Linked DNA regions of Homo sapiens: region 2 is linked to region 1. A link is an interaction called in ENCODE POLR2A ChIA-PET data of the cell type or tissue named here. Cell type or tissue: OCI-LY7. All regions are shown on one strand. Links, peaks and the distances in the headings refer to the core of each region. The heading gives the core; the rest is flanking DNA.

Region 1 (6,418 bases), core at 2,000-4,499:
TAATCCCAGCATTTTGGGAGGCTGAGGCGGGCAGATCACTTGAGGCCAGGAGTTCGAGTCCAGCCTGGCCAACATGGCGAATCCCTGTCTCTACTAAAAAACACCAAAAAAATTAGCCAGGTGTCAGGAGGCTGAGGCACAAGAATTGCTTGAACCCAGGAGAAGGAGGTTGCAGTAAGCTGAGATCGCGCCACTACACTCCAGCCTGGGCGACAGTAAAACTGTATCAAGAAAAGAAAAGAGAAAGGGAGAGGGGAGGGGAGGGGAGAAAATTATGAAATCGAGAGCCACTGAGTTAATTCCGAATTTCGTAGTCCTCCTGGCTTACAGTAAGATCCTGAAATGATGTATTAAATAGCTCTGTTTTGAGTCTAAAGAGATGCAATTATCTAGTGTCCACTAGAGGGCAGTGCCTCAGCTCAGTAAGCTACTTTCTGCTAAAAAAATTAAAAATTAGTTTGTTTTTATCAGTCAACAAGTATTTTGTGATAATAGCATTCAGAGATAGATACACATTGGTATATCTTGAAATGTGTCTCTGAAAAGCTTCAACAGCAGGTCCAGCATTTCTCCTGCCCACTGGTACCTGAGGGCCCTGGGATGGGCTTTGGAACTGAACCGGCTATCTTCCACCATTAGGACTCGGTTCTGATTTCAAGGCAGACTCAGTTAAGAAGGATGATCCCTGTCTACTGTTATTTTTGCTGGAAGGAGCAAGTTAGGGATTAGTCCTGTGTTCTGATTCCTTGCCCATGTCTCCGGCAGGCTCGAGGGAAAGTGAGTGAGATCATCAACAATGCCATTGTGCACTACCGAGATGACTTGGATCTGCAGAACCTCATTGATTTTGGCCAGAAAAAGGTATGGGTCAGCCAGTGGTCTGGGGGACTGTGGGTAAAAGTGAATGTCATCCCAAGAGATGCCTCACCCTCTATGCCTGTGGGGCTCTTCATTACCTGCCAGGTAATGGCTTCTGGGAAGGGGTTTGGCAAAAAAGCACACGTAGCAGAGTGCTTTAAATGTACTTTTAAAGACACAGAACAGTATATATAGTAATCTACTGTGTTATAAATGGTTACCTACAGGGGGTGAGGAACTGGGCAGATTCTTGAATATTACCTCTTCAAAAGTGACATTTTAGGCTGGTCCAAAGGGAGTGAGTTATCTCATTTGATTGTTCACAGTCAGCTACAGATCCAACTCCTTGTTCTACTCTTTCCCCCCTTCTCACTGCTGCACTTGACTAGACTAAAAAAAAGAAAATTACATTTAAAAAATTGTGATAAAATTTACATAATGTAAAATTTACCATTTTTAAGCATACAGATCCGTGGCATGAAGTACCTTCAATTGTTGTGCAACCATCACCACCATCTCCAGAACGCTCATCTGCCCCAGATGAAACTCTGTATCCATCAAACACTAACTCCCCATTTCCTCTCTTGAATCTCTGTATCCATCAAACACTAACTCCCCATTTTCCTCTCTTGAAACTCTGTATCCATCAAACACTAACTCCCCATTTTCCTCTCTTGAAACTTTGTATCCATTAAACACTAACTCCCCATTTTCCTCTCCTGAAATTCTGTATCCATTGAACACTAAAGCCCCATTTTCCTCTCCTCCAGCAACCACCATTCTACTTTCTGTCTGTAAATTTGACAACTCTAGGTACCTCAAATGAAGGGACTCACGGTATTAATGCTTTTTTGAGTGGGTTATTTCACTTAGCATGTCTTCAAGTTTCATCTCTGTTTTGGCATGTGCCACAACTGCCTTCCTTTTGAAGGCTGAATAATATTCTGTTGTATGTATATGCCACATTTTGTTTATCCATTCATTCACCAGTGGAGAAAAGGGTTGCTTCCACCGTTCGGCTACTGTGAACAAGGCTGCTATGAATCAAAAGTTAACAATTAGGCCAGGCATGGTAGCTTACATCTGTAATCCCAGCACTTTGGGAGGCCAAGGCAGGCAGATCATTTGAGGTCAGGAGTTTGAGACTAGCCTGGCCAACATGATGAAACCCTGTTTCCACCAAAAATACAAAAATTAGCCGGGTTTGGTGGCGCACACCTGTAGTCCCAGCTACTCAGGAGGCTGAGGTGCGAGAATAGCTTGAATTTGGGAGTTGGAGGTTGCAGTGAGCCAAGATCATGCCATTGCACTCCAGCCTGGGTGACAGACAGAGACTCCGTCTCAAAAATAAATAAGTGAAAAATAAAAGTTAACTTTTTTTTTTCCCTGAGACGGAGTCTTGCTCTGTTACCCAGGCTGGAGTACAATGGCGTGATCTTGGCCCACTGCAACATCCGCCTCCTGGGTTCAAGTGAATCTGCCTGCCTCAGCCTCCTGAGTAGCTGGGATTACAGGTGCCTGCCAAACCACGCCCAGCTAATTCTTGTATTTTTAGTAAAGATGGGGTTTTGCAATATTGGCCAGGCTGGTCTTGAACTCCTGACCTCAGGTGATCTGCCCTCCTCGGCCTCCCAAAGTGCTGGGATTACCGGTGTGAGCCACAGCACCTGGCCAAAAAAGTTAACTTTTAAGTAAAAGTGCTTCTGAGACAAGTCCTGAGTTCCCCTTCCTCTGGTGCAATAGACACTTGACTTTGAGATCCAGTTGGCTCTCATGGAGTAATGATTGACTCACAATATTGAAGATTCCTCCCCTGTGTTTTCTCTATCTTAAGGAGAAGTTTTTCAGCACTGATACTGTAATTATTTCAGCCAATACTTTTGATCACTTCCATTTGCCTGCAAAGCCAGAAACTTCTCTCAAGAAGATTATAGCTGAGTATGTAAAACAAAATATATGTACAACTGTAATACCAACAAGCACAGTGGTAAGTTATAACAAGATATACGAAGTAATAGAAATTAAGAAGTGAGAATATCTTCAGGCGAAGGCAACTGGGAAGCTGGAGCTCAAAGTTTAAGGCTGTGTTAAAACACAACCTAAAGTTCCCAGTAGAAGCTTGCTATAGACTTTTGGTGGCTCTGAGAATTCCCCTGGTCACCTCAGTGTGAGGGGTGGGTGATTCTTAACCTCTGGTGGGTTTTGTTGCAGTTTAGCTGCTGTGGAGGGATTTCCTACAAGGACTGGTCTCAGAACATGTATTTCAACTGCTCAGAAGACAACCCCAGTCGAGAGCGCTGCTCTGTGCCTTACTCCTGTTGCTTGCCTACTCCTGACCAGGTGAGCCAGCATCCTGCCTCATTTCCTCCTAGGCAGCGAGCTGAGTCACTTTCTGATGGGGGCAGCTGCTACTGGGGATCCCCATCCCCTAGCTTCACCGATCAGTCATGTGGGACAGCTGTCAGGTGTTTTTCTTCACCCCAACCTGATGCTTCTATTAACCTCATACTCATGTAGTCCACATGGAGTTCAGAAGGGACAGATTTAAGTTTTAAGTTCAGATTCAGTACCTGTGCAGGTTTGTTATATAAGTAAACTTGTGTCTTAGGGGTTTGTTGTACAGATTATTCCACCACCCAGAGCAAAGAGACCTGGATCCTGACCTCTCAGAGGAAGGGAAGTCTGCATTTGGCAACTTCCAACCCAATATCCTCCACATATATTCTCTGACAATTTAGGAGTTTGGGAAGGGTGGGAAGCCCATCAGCTAAGGCCCCAAACAAAAAGTTATTGGAATTACAGTCCCAATTGGCTTTTCAACTCTTTCCCCAGGCAGTGATCAACACTATGTGTGGCCAAGGTATGCAGGCCTTTGACTACTTGGAAGCTAGCAAAGTCATCTACACCAATGGCTGTATTGACAAGTTGGTCAACTGGATACACAGCAACCTATTCTTACTTGGTGGTGTGGCTCTAGGCCTGGCCATCCCCCAGGTAACTTACCCTGTGAGACTTGTTGGTCCCACACACTCTGTAAAGACTCCTTTGTTTTGGGGAAGGCACCTGGGGATCAGCGAGGGTGTCAGGCACTGACATGGCTGAGGGGTAGGGAAAGGGATAGTGCTGGCCGCACTGGGAAGATCGAGCCAGGGAAAACAAGGCCATCACTCACTGCTGAGTGCCCAATTCCTTCTTGCCTCTCCCAGCTGGTGGGAATTCTGCTGTCCCAGATCCTAGTGAATCAGATCAAAGATCAGATCAAGCTACAGCTCTACAACCAGCAGCACCGGGCTGACCCATGGTACTGAGAATCCATCCTGCACCTCCTCACCATGGAAACTGGCAAGCCTCATAAACGAACAGCAGTGGGTGCTGAAAGCAGCACCAAATGGAGATTTGGATTCCAGCCCCCCAGTGACAGCCCAGTGGGAAGAAGCAAACTCCAGATGGGCAGAAGGCAGGGTGCACAGGTGGCTCCAGTCTCAGGAGGATGCGCCTCCTCTCCCCCATCCCAGCCCTCAGCATTGTGCCAGAGTGATACCCTTAAGTGTTTGGGTTTATGTTTTCAGTTTTGTTTGGGAAACAGCAGTTGCACAGAGAGTTGGGGGTACTGCTGCTGCCTTTTCACCGAGGCACTGCCACCACCAGCTCTAGCAGGGATGCTCCTGAGCTTGGCGGACATACTTAGATCCTAACGTGCCAGTGAGACCTGGCTGTGGAGAGTAGCACTGGCAGCCCTGCCTGGACTCCACTTGGCATGATACCAGCTCCAGAAGGGAAGGGAGTGGAGCAGGCAGTGAGGAGAGAGCCTGGGGGTCGGCTGGGGACAGCCGTATGTGCTAGGTAGGAGTGGAGGGAGATATGTTTACCAAATGCCTGTCCTGCCATCCTCCCAGGTAGTCAGAGTGAGCTACATCCTGCCCCGCCTTCATTTCCATGGAAACATGGCAGCTAGGACACGGGGTACAACAGCAGCCAAATTCTTCCCCACCTCCCTTACTTCGAAAAAAAGTTTGGAACCCTGGTCCCTATACTCTGCAGTCAGAAGTGGGACTGAGCCATACATGCCCTTGAATTCCTCCCTGTCTGGCCCTCCCTCTCCAGCAAGCAGGGTTTTCTTTAACTTGGCAGTGTGCAGAGGAGAAGTGGTAACACCCCCACCCCATTCCCCTGCATCGGAGCTCAGTATTCCTACAGGGTAAGAGGTAGGAATCTTGCTGGGACGAGGGGAGCCAGAAGTGGCAATAAAAGCGTGTTGACCTGGGCTACGCGGGACTCCATGAATTTTCCATTCTGGCAACTGGAAGGGGAGGTGTAGAAGGGCCCTGCAGAGGACGGCACTGGAGACTCTCCTAAACGCCACACACCTCCCCCTTGCTGCCCGCCACACGCGCGTCTCCTTCAACCGATGCATTGCCACCCTCCCACAGCCTCGCCCTCTGCTCTAAATTAGGTCGAAAGAGTCCCAGTTCCAATCTAGGAACAGCATAATTTTGTTCCAAAACCTGATCTGTGTTTTTCTAATTAAAATTAATTTGTCACCCAAAACAGGAGGGGGATGGGGAGGAGGGACATGAGCACTCCGCTGGGGCCGGGACGGGGAATGAGGAGGAAGAAGGCCCTCTCTTCCCCTACCCGGGCCCTCCAGGACCTTCTCCCTGAGTCGGCTGTAGGGAGGACTCCGAGGAAGCTCGGCGCGGTGCGCTGGGCCTCCTGGCGCCGGGAGGAGCGCGCGAGGCAGGCGGGGCGGGCGCGTCCGGGGCGGGGCGCTGGACTTCGTGGGTGGTCCCCGCCCCCGCGGCGGCCTAGGCCCGCGCCTGCGTCCCCCAACCCGGAGGAGATGGGGGGCTGTGCTAGCTGCTTGCCCAGCGAGTGTTCCCGGAGTCTCCTCGCCGCACCCCGCTATCGGGCGCTCAGACCAGGGGCTCGGCCTGGCGGGAAATAGCCTCGACCGAACTGCTGCGGGGACAAAGAGCCGCGAGTTCGCTCCCTGCCCCCAGTGTCTCCTAAGCGAGCCTTCTGCTCCTAGGAAGGCGCCTTTCCAGCAGCCGCTGGGACCCTGGCCAGTGTTTAGCTCCCAACTAGTAACAGACGGAAAGAAAAAATAAAATTATCCAGAATCTAGAATAAAAAGTAAGGGCCTTTTATTCTGGGAGAGGACAGTTAAAAAGCGCGCTTTCTTGCTAACTTGCCTTTCTTGGTTAGTGCCAGAGACGTGCACTTTATAAACTTATTTAAGTGACACGGACCCAGAAGTCGATGTCTTGGGTTAGAGGTTGGAGTGATGCGCCCTCTGGGTTCAGCGGCTTTGAGGAGCTCACCCTGCAGCGGGCTCCGTTTGGGGCCCCTTGGAGGAAGTAAGACCAGGAACCGTGATCCTCAGAATGATTATTCAAATCTGGATTTTCAAAACTAAGAACTACACTTTCACCATCGCCTCTACTGTCTCTCAGTATCTAGCCTCCTGGGTCTGGACTAAAAGGCTGGGAACTTCTGCCCATGCCCCAGACTTTATAACGCACAGAGCAAATGTTCAGTATAGTGCAGTTCAGGGTTCCTA
Region 2 (6,418 bases), core at 2,446-4,945, 300 kb before region 1:
GCCATGTGTGTTTGGCTATGTTATGCTTGAAGTGTCTGTAGGGTGGCTGTGTCTATAAGTCTGGATTGAAGTCAGAGCTGAAGATGCAAATTCGGAGGTCATTGGAATATAGGTGCTTTTTTTTTTTCTTTTTCTTTTTGAAACAGTCTGACTCTGTCACCCAGGCTGGAATGCAGTGGCACGATCTTGGCTCACTGCAACCTCTGCCTCCCAGGTTCAAGAGATTCTTCTGCCTCAGCCTCCCGAGTAGCTGGGACTGCAGGCGTGTGTCACCACGCCCAGCTAATTTTTGTTTTTTTAGTAGAGACAGGGTTTCACCATATTGGCCAGGCTGGTCTCGAACTGCTGACCTCGTAATCTGCCTGTCTCGGCCTCCCAAAGTTCTGGGATTACAGGCATGAGCCACCGGCTGGCCTATAGGTGCTATTTAAATCCATGAGATCTCCTAGGGAGCTCAAGTTGCTGGAATCTGATGGGAGTGGGGGCAGGAGGGCTGAGCCAGAGCGGGTAGGGGATGTCATTGGCAGGAAGCCTGTCCATCTCGGCTGAGTCTTTTTTCTGTGAGGTTGAGTCAAGGCCATCAGCGGGGAGGGAGCTGAGCTGAGGCAGTGGAGTAACTAGAGATGAAGAGGAAAGGTGTGGAACAGGCATGTGCCAGGCAGGGCTGCTGGGCGATGTTGCTGCACGTCCCATTGCTGTCTGTGCTCATGAATGTCAAGTGAGACTCCTCAGCCCTGTACCCTTCTCCAGCTGCTTGAGTGTCTTGCAGAAAAGGTGGATGGTTGGGGATTGACTCAGTTGAGATTTTGCCCCCAAACATCCCTTTCCCCCAGGCCCCTAAAGGGGAAGTCAGGGAAATAACTTTCTAACAAAAGCAGGAGGCGAGCCCTAGAAGCGGGGAGCAGGAGGCCGAAGGAAATCTCATCTCTCCACAGTCTGTCCCTGTGACAAGCAGGCTAGGGTGGCCCCCCTCCCTGCAGGTAGAGGATCCTGAAGCTAGGGTAATGATGGCAGATGGCTGCTGTATCCTGGCATCCAGCCAGCTCCCAGTATTTGCCCATAGCTCCCATTCCTCCAAAGCACTTTCTATTTCTTCCCACAAAGTGGCTACTCCACTGACGGATTCCTAGGGCTGTGCAGACAGACAGGGCTCCCATGCTCTGCGTGTCCCTCCCTCAGGAACCCATGCTTGGCCTCTGACATCTTTTCCCAGGCCCCCCAGTGAAGCAAGAACTGGTCTCCTGCAAGATGTGCCGCATTGAGTCATTCTTCCGCAAGAACGGGGCCTTCGCACTGCTTGATCCCCGAGACCTGGCCCTCTGACCGTGGGCCAGGTGTGGGCTTAGGGGAGGGAAGAAGAAATAACAGGCCTCCTGGTGGGGCAAAGCTGCTGTGTGTGTCTGTGCCCCTCTGCTCTCCCTGTCCCTGAGGTTGCATTCAGGCCTTTCTGAAACTATCAGACCTGCAAGTTGCCCTCTTGCTTTTTCCGTAACCCTCATCACTTTAATCATCCCTTTGAGGACTCAGCAATGACCAGAGGGTGCTGGGAAGGGCGAGCACTACTTCGCAGGCACGGGATCCTCAGCACCAGGGGAACACAGTAGTTCCAGGAAGTTCTGGGTGTTCCTGGGGAGAGAGCGGCTTGTCATTTCGGAGGCCAGGGAAAGGGGCCTCCTGCCACCGCCACACCCCTCCTTGCCCGCCCCTCACCTGGCCCCGAGGGCCCGCAGCCGCTCCGTCCTCTCCCGATGCATTTGCTCCAGCTGCTCCCGCAGGGCGCGCCGCCGCCCAGCCGCGTCCTCCTGGCGGTGCGGAGCGCTGAGCGTCCGCGGCTCAGTGGGGCGGGCGGGGCAGCACCTGGCACACCTGCCCCTCGCGCCCCGCCGAGTCACTGCCAGAGTGCAGTGCGCTCACTTCAAAGGGACCCGGGCGCGCTAAGCTCGGCCCCTGCCCCGCGCAGGCTCCTTGTGGCCCCACCGCCTTCTAGGGGTCTTGCCTGTGGCGGGAGTTGAGCCGGACTGGGCGGGAGCCCCACGGGGTGAACCCGGCAGTGGCGGTTCCTGGCGATGTGGAGGCGTTCCAGGACCTGCAGAGGCGGCAGTCAGCGTCCGGCCGCCCCTCGGTGCCCCGCCCGCTCCAGGCAGGCCCCGATCCCGGCGTGGGGACACACCCGGAGCCGCTGCTGCTCACGGTCCCGCCGGCGGCGCTGCCGCCTGGCCGCGCTGTGCAGCTCCAGCAGCCGCTGCAGAGCCGTCACCTGCTGCGCCGCGCTTAAGCCCGCAGGCGCCTTGGCGGTGCTGAGGGGCGCCGGCCACGCGGCCTTCAAGGCCTTGGGACGCTCAGGGCCGCCCCACCCGACCCCGGAGGGCACCCGGAAGCCAAGCCTGGCCCACCTCCTGCTCCCCCGGTGCGGGGCCCACTCCAGGGCCCTGCAGCCCGTGCGGATCGCGCTCCAGGCCTGGGGGCCCCGGAGAGCCCCGAGGAGCCCCTGCTGCCCGGATACCTCGGCGCGCAGGGTCGCTGGCATCTCGGCTCCGGCTCCGCGACCTGGGAGCCGCCGCCGGGCCGGGGGCTTCGGGCGGGTAAGCGCAGCCCACGCCCCCTCCCGGGCGGCCCCCAGCTTTGCCACCGCCGGTGCCGACCTTTGTGGCTCGCCTTTGATCATGCTCTGCGTCAGCGTGGTAGTCCTTCTCCGGAGGTTTGGGCTCTCCCTGCCCACAGGCTTTGGAGTCTGTGCTTTCAGGGACCCGCAGGAGTCCCTCGGATGGCTATGGGGGTCGCCTTCCTCTGGGGGCTGCACAGTGGCCTCTCCGGGAGCCACCTCCCAGGCTTGTGAGATATTGCCTTCCCAAGACCGCAGCATCTTCTTCCCTGGACTCTGGGGACTCGCCTTTCCCTGGCACTTAGGACTAAATTCTCTTCGACTCCTCCCTCTGACCCTGAGGAGCCCTTGGGCTCTGGCCCCCGTGTGTCTTCACCTTCTGACTCTGAGGAGCATCTTTGATCTCGCCCCAGGAGGCCTCGGCTCTCTTACGCTGAGGGGTCTCCGCTTTCTGATCCTGAGGGTCCTCCTCTCAGACTCAGGGGTGTCCATCCTTGGTGGTCTTTGAAGTTCTGCTCTCTCCTGGCCCAGGTGCGGGTCCGAGCCCAGCCCTTCAAGGGCATCTTGGGAAGGCAGGTTTTGGGAGGGCAGGTCCCCCGGCCCAGGGGTCCCGGGAGTGAGCTTTCTTTTCTGGGTCTCAGGCTCTGCCTCACTCCTCTCTTCCCTCTGGGCCAGGTCCTGGAAAGGAAAAGCACTTTGGGCCCAGGTTTGAGAGGGAACCTGCAGACCCCAGGGGCCAGCCTTTGCCTGATTCCTGAATTTGTTAAAGCCATTTTATGTAGTGTGGAAGGTGCTTCACTGAAGAGCCTCCTCCTCACCCCAGCAGCCTCCTCCCAGGCAGACCCACCCCTGCCATCCCCAACCTGAGACCCTTGACCTTTTCACCTTGCACTCTGAGCTACCTGGCACCCCAAAACTCCTCCTGGTAGTGGGGTTGAGCTCTTGTAAGGAGCCTGAGGAAGAAAGACCAGTATTGGGAGCTCATGTCCCAGCCCCTCATGCACAGTTCACCTAGACTAGAGCCAGGAAGTTTAGGGAGTCCCAGTGCATGGCTAGGGGTGCCCTGAGGGCGCTGTCTGAACCTCAGGCTGTCACAGTTCATCAATCAGCCAGCCATGCACCTGTCAGGTGTGCCTGCCAACAGCCTGCCCCATCTTTCTCATCCTCCCAGCCAAGGCAGACCACTCCAGAGGGACCTGCACAGCCCCTTCCTCAAGACCACCACAGGAGGCCTGGGAGTGAGAAGGGTCACGGTGCTGGGTGCCTGGGTTCCTCAGCACCGGCCACTCCCACTTTGCCCTGGTGTGCCCATCAGGCCCAGAGAAGAAACCCGCTCTGGGCGTCTTACTTTTTACTCTTATTCAGAAAAACCTTCCTTAGCCTTTTCTTTGTTTCTGACAGCAAAATCAAAGGAAATTCAAGATGAAATTTTAGGCCAGAGCCTGGCCTAAAAACTGCAAGTGTTCATAATTAACAAAAGAAATCTAAAAAAAGAGATGATGTGTTGCCGCTCCCCTGCAGCTGTGGAGGAAGGAGAGCTGTTCTGCATCCATAAAAACCAGTTAAAAGGGATTTCATAAGGTCTGAAATTGAGAACTTTCCCAAGAATACTGCATCTTGTTCTCTTGTGCAATATACAGACGTGTGAATATTCCTAACAGTAACCAAATGGGTGCACTCTCTGTGAAAACGCATCTTTCAAAGAGTTTTTTAAACAAAGGAGACTCCTGGGCCTTTAGAAATAATTGCCACAAACTGCAAAAACAATCTCCAACCTCCCACTTCTGTAATTCTCATCTGTTGTCTTACTAGAAAATTTATTTCTCTGGTAATAATGTTATAATTGATATCCCTGTCTTCTCAAGATGTAAAATACTTGTAAAAACTTCTCTGTCCATCAGAAAATAATTATTGGCACTTTTCTTCTCTCTCATGTGCATGATGGAACAATAAAAAGCTTATGGCTTTGCTAGATCTATTATTTAACAAACAATTTGAGAGTCTGTTTCATTTAAATTAATAGGCTCAAGGCTCACAGTATCCATTCCGCTGCCTGTTTATTGTCATGCTATTTCTAGCCTGTGATCTAAAGACAAGCACCTAGTCTCCTTGTTCTCTGTATATCTCCATTGCCCAGCTGAAGGGTGGCAAACAGGTGGCCTGTGCCTGGCTGAAGGGTGGCAAATAGGTGGCCTGGAGTTGGTATTCTGTTCCCTCATCCCCGGGCAGCCAGTGATGCTCATTCCTGAACTTTCTCCCCTGAACCCCAGTTTAGCATCAGAATCCTACTGGACACAGTGCCTAAGACAGCTGGTACCAACCAGGTGGAATTGGCACATCAAATAAAACCTACTTGCCATCGCTGGGTGTCCCGGCATTCCCATCAGGAAGTGTGAGATGACGAATGAGTGAAGAATGAAGTCCTGCGACTTGGGGAGAGGACTTTCCTGCCTCATCCCAATCCAGTCTGGCTGCCCCAGCCCCAGGGGCCCCCTGCCCTCCTGGCTGTCTGATGACGTACCGCGTGTGGGCTCTGCAGGTCCTCCAGGGCTCTCCCACCCTTGGTCTGCACCACTCCCGGTTTCACCCAGATCTGGGGCTGATGAGAGGTCTCCGGCCTGCCCCCTACAGGAGTTCAAGGGCTACCTCTGATGCACCTCTCTGGGCCCATCGGCTCTGGAATGGGAGGGAGTCTGCCTGCCAGTCTCCCGAGACCCCCACCCCAGCATCCAAACACTTGAGTCCCGGGTGGCCGCCCCCAGTACCCTCCCTCCTCCCCCATCACCAGATCCTGGGAGCTGGAGTTTGGAGGTTAACCTTTCCAAGGGCTGTGGGGCAACCATGGGTGCAACTAAGAGCCCAGGAGGCGTAATGAGGGGCACCGGGCAGGACTGCAGAAGGTGACAGGGAAAGAGCCCAGTTCACAGAGGGAAAGGCAGGATTCCCCGGGGAGACTCACCCCTCCAGGAGCTGATGGTTCTGGCTCAGGGAGTCCCTGTCCTGGGGTAGAGGATGCAGCCTAGAATTTTGGAAGGTTTGGGGGCACCCTAGTCCACAGGGCTCCATCCCCCAGTGTGGCAGCCAGCCTCTAAAATGGCCCCTAAATGATCCCTGCCTCCTGGAATTCATGCCCTCTGTGACCCCTGCTTCCCCTCCATGCAAAGGAGCTTGGAAACAGATCCCTCCTGCCCGGTTGAGCCTCAGATGAGACCACAGTTCTTTCCAGCGACGTCGGCTGAACCCTTCCTAAGTTGCACCACGAACACCCCTCCTGCTACAGTGGAGAGTGCCTTGGCCCAGAGAGGGCTACCAACCTGCCCAAAGTAACTCAGACAGCTGGTGGCTGAGCCAGGACTGGGACCCACATTCCTAATTCCCAGCTCTGTTCTGGGCCCAGTCACCACAGCACCCCCCTCCTGGAGGCTCAGCCCAGCTGCAGCCCTGGAGGGAGGGGCCAGCGGCTGGGGCTCTCAGCCCCTGTGTCTCAGGCGCACACTGGGCATCAGTGCCTTTGCTCTCTGGGGCCCTGCCAGGCTACTTTCCTCCCACGCTGCGGTAACATGGAAAGGCTTCCAGATATCACCACACAGGTGATTTGACCAAGACAGTTGTTAACTGTGGAATGAGAATAACGGCCTGCCTGGAAAGAGCAGGCCCTGTGTGCCAGGCATAGCCCATGAGTCCACTCTTCCTCCCGACAGCCCTTAGAGAAAGATCTCTTCTTGTGGGCGTTTTCTTTTTTTTTCTTTTTTTTTTTTTTGGCCGGGGGGCTTGGGGGAAACGGAGTTTGGTTCTTGTTGCCCACATTGGAGTACA

What was found. ChIA-PET counts read pairs that join two places held together with the same protein. Peaks named below come from ENCODE experiments on the same cell type or tissue, not always from the same donor. Only the 100,000 strongest peaks of a DNase experiment are listed, where the experiment ranks them.
Region 2: POLR2A ChIA-PET joins it to region 1 with 20 read pairs; 2 of 35 experiments call an interaction of 5 or more read pairs at or near these places.

What each region holds. Positions count from the first base shown.
Region 1 is chr7:129,163,709-129,170,126 of GRCh38, forward strand. TSPAN33 (tetraspanin 33) reads left to right here. Exons shown (of 8, transcript NM_178562.5): 5 at 766-861; 6 at 3,070-3,198; 7 at 3,691-3,852; 8 at 4,065-5,991. The coding sequence ends at 4,166. It also overlaps the pseudogene RNY1P11. Among named protein-coding and RNA genes, the nearest start is that of SMO, 22 kb to the right of the region's middle. RefSeq lists a silencer at 5,479-5,698 and enhancers at 6,069-6,118, 6,188-6,418. In OCI-LY7, for the core only: no CTCF peak of the experiment used is centred there; a DNase peak (open chromatin) is centred at 3,233.
Region 2 is chr7:128,867,453-128,873,870 of GRCh38, forward strand. SPMIP1 (sperm microtubule inner protein 1) reads left to right here. Exons shown (of 2, transcript NM_001195150.3): 2 at 1,214-4,595. The coding sequence ends at 1,323. Among named protein-coding and RNA genes, the nearest start is that of SPMIP1, 4.3 kb to the left of the region's middle. RefSeq lists silencers at 1,746-1,855, 1,986-2,505, 2,566-2,685. In OCI-LY7, for the core only: no CTCF peak of the experiment used is centred there; a DNase peak (open chromatin) is centred at 3,679; H3K4me3 peaks cover 848 bases.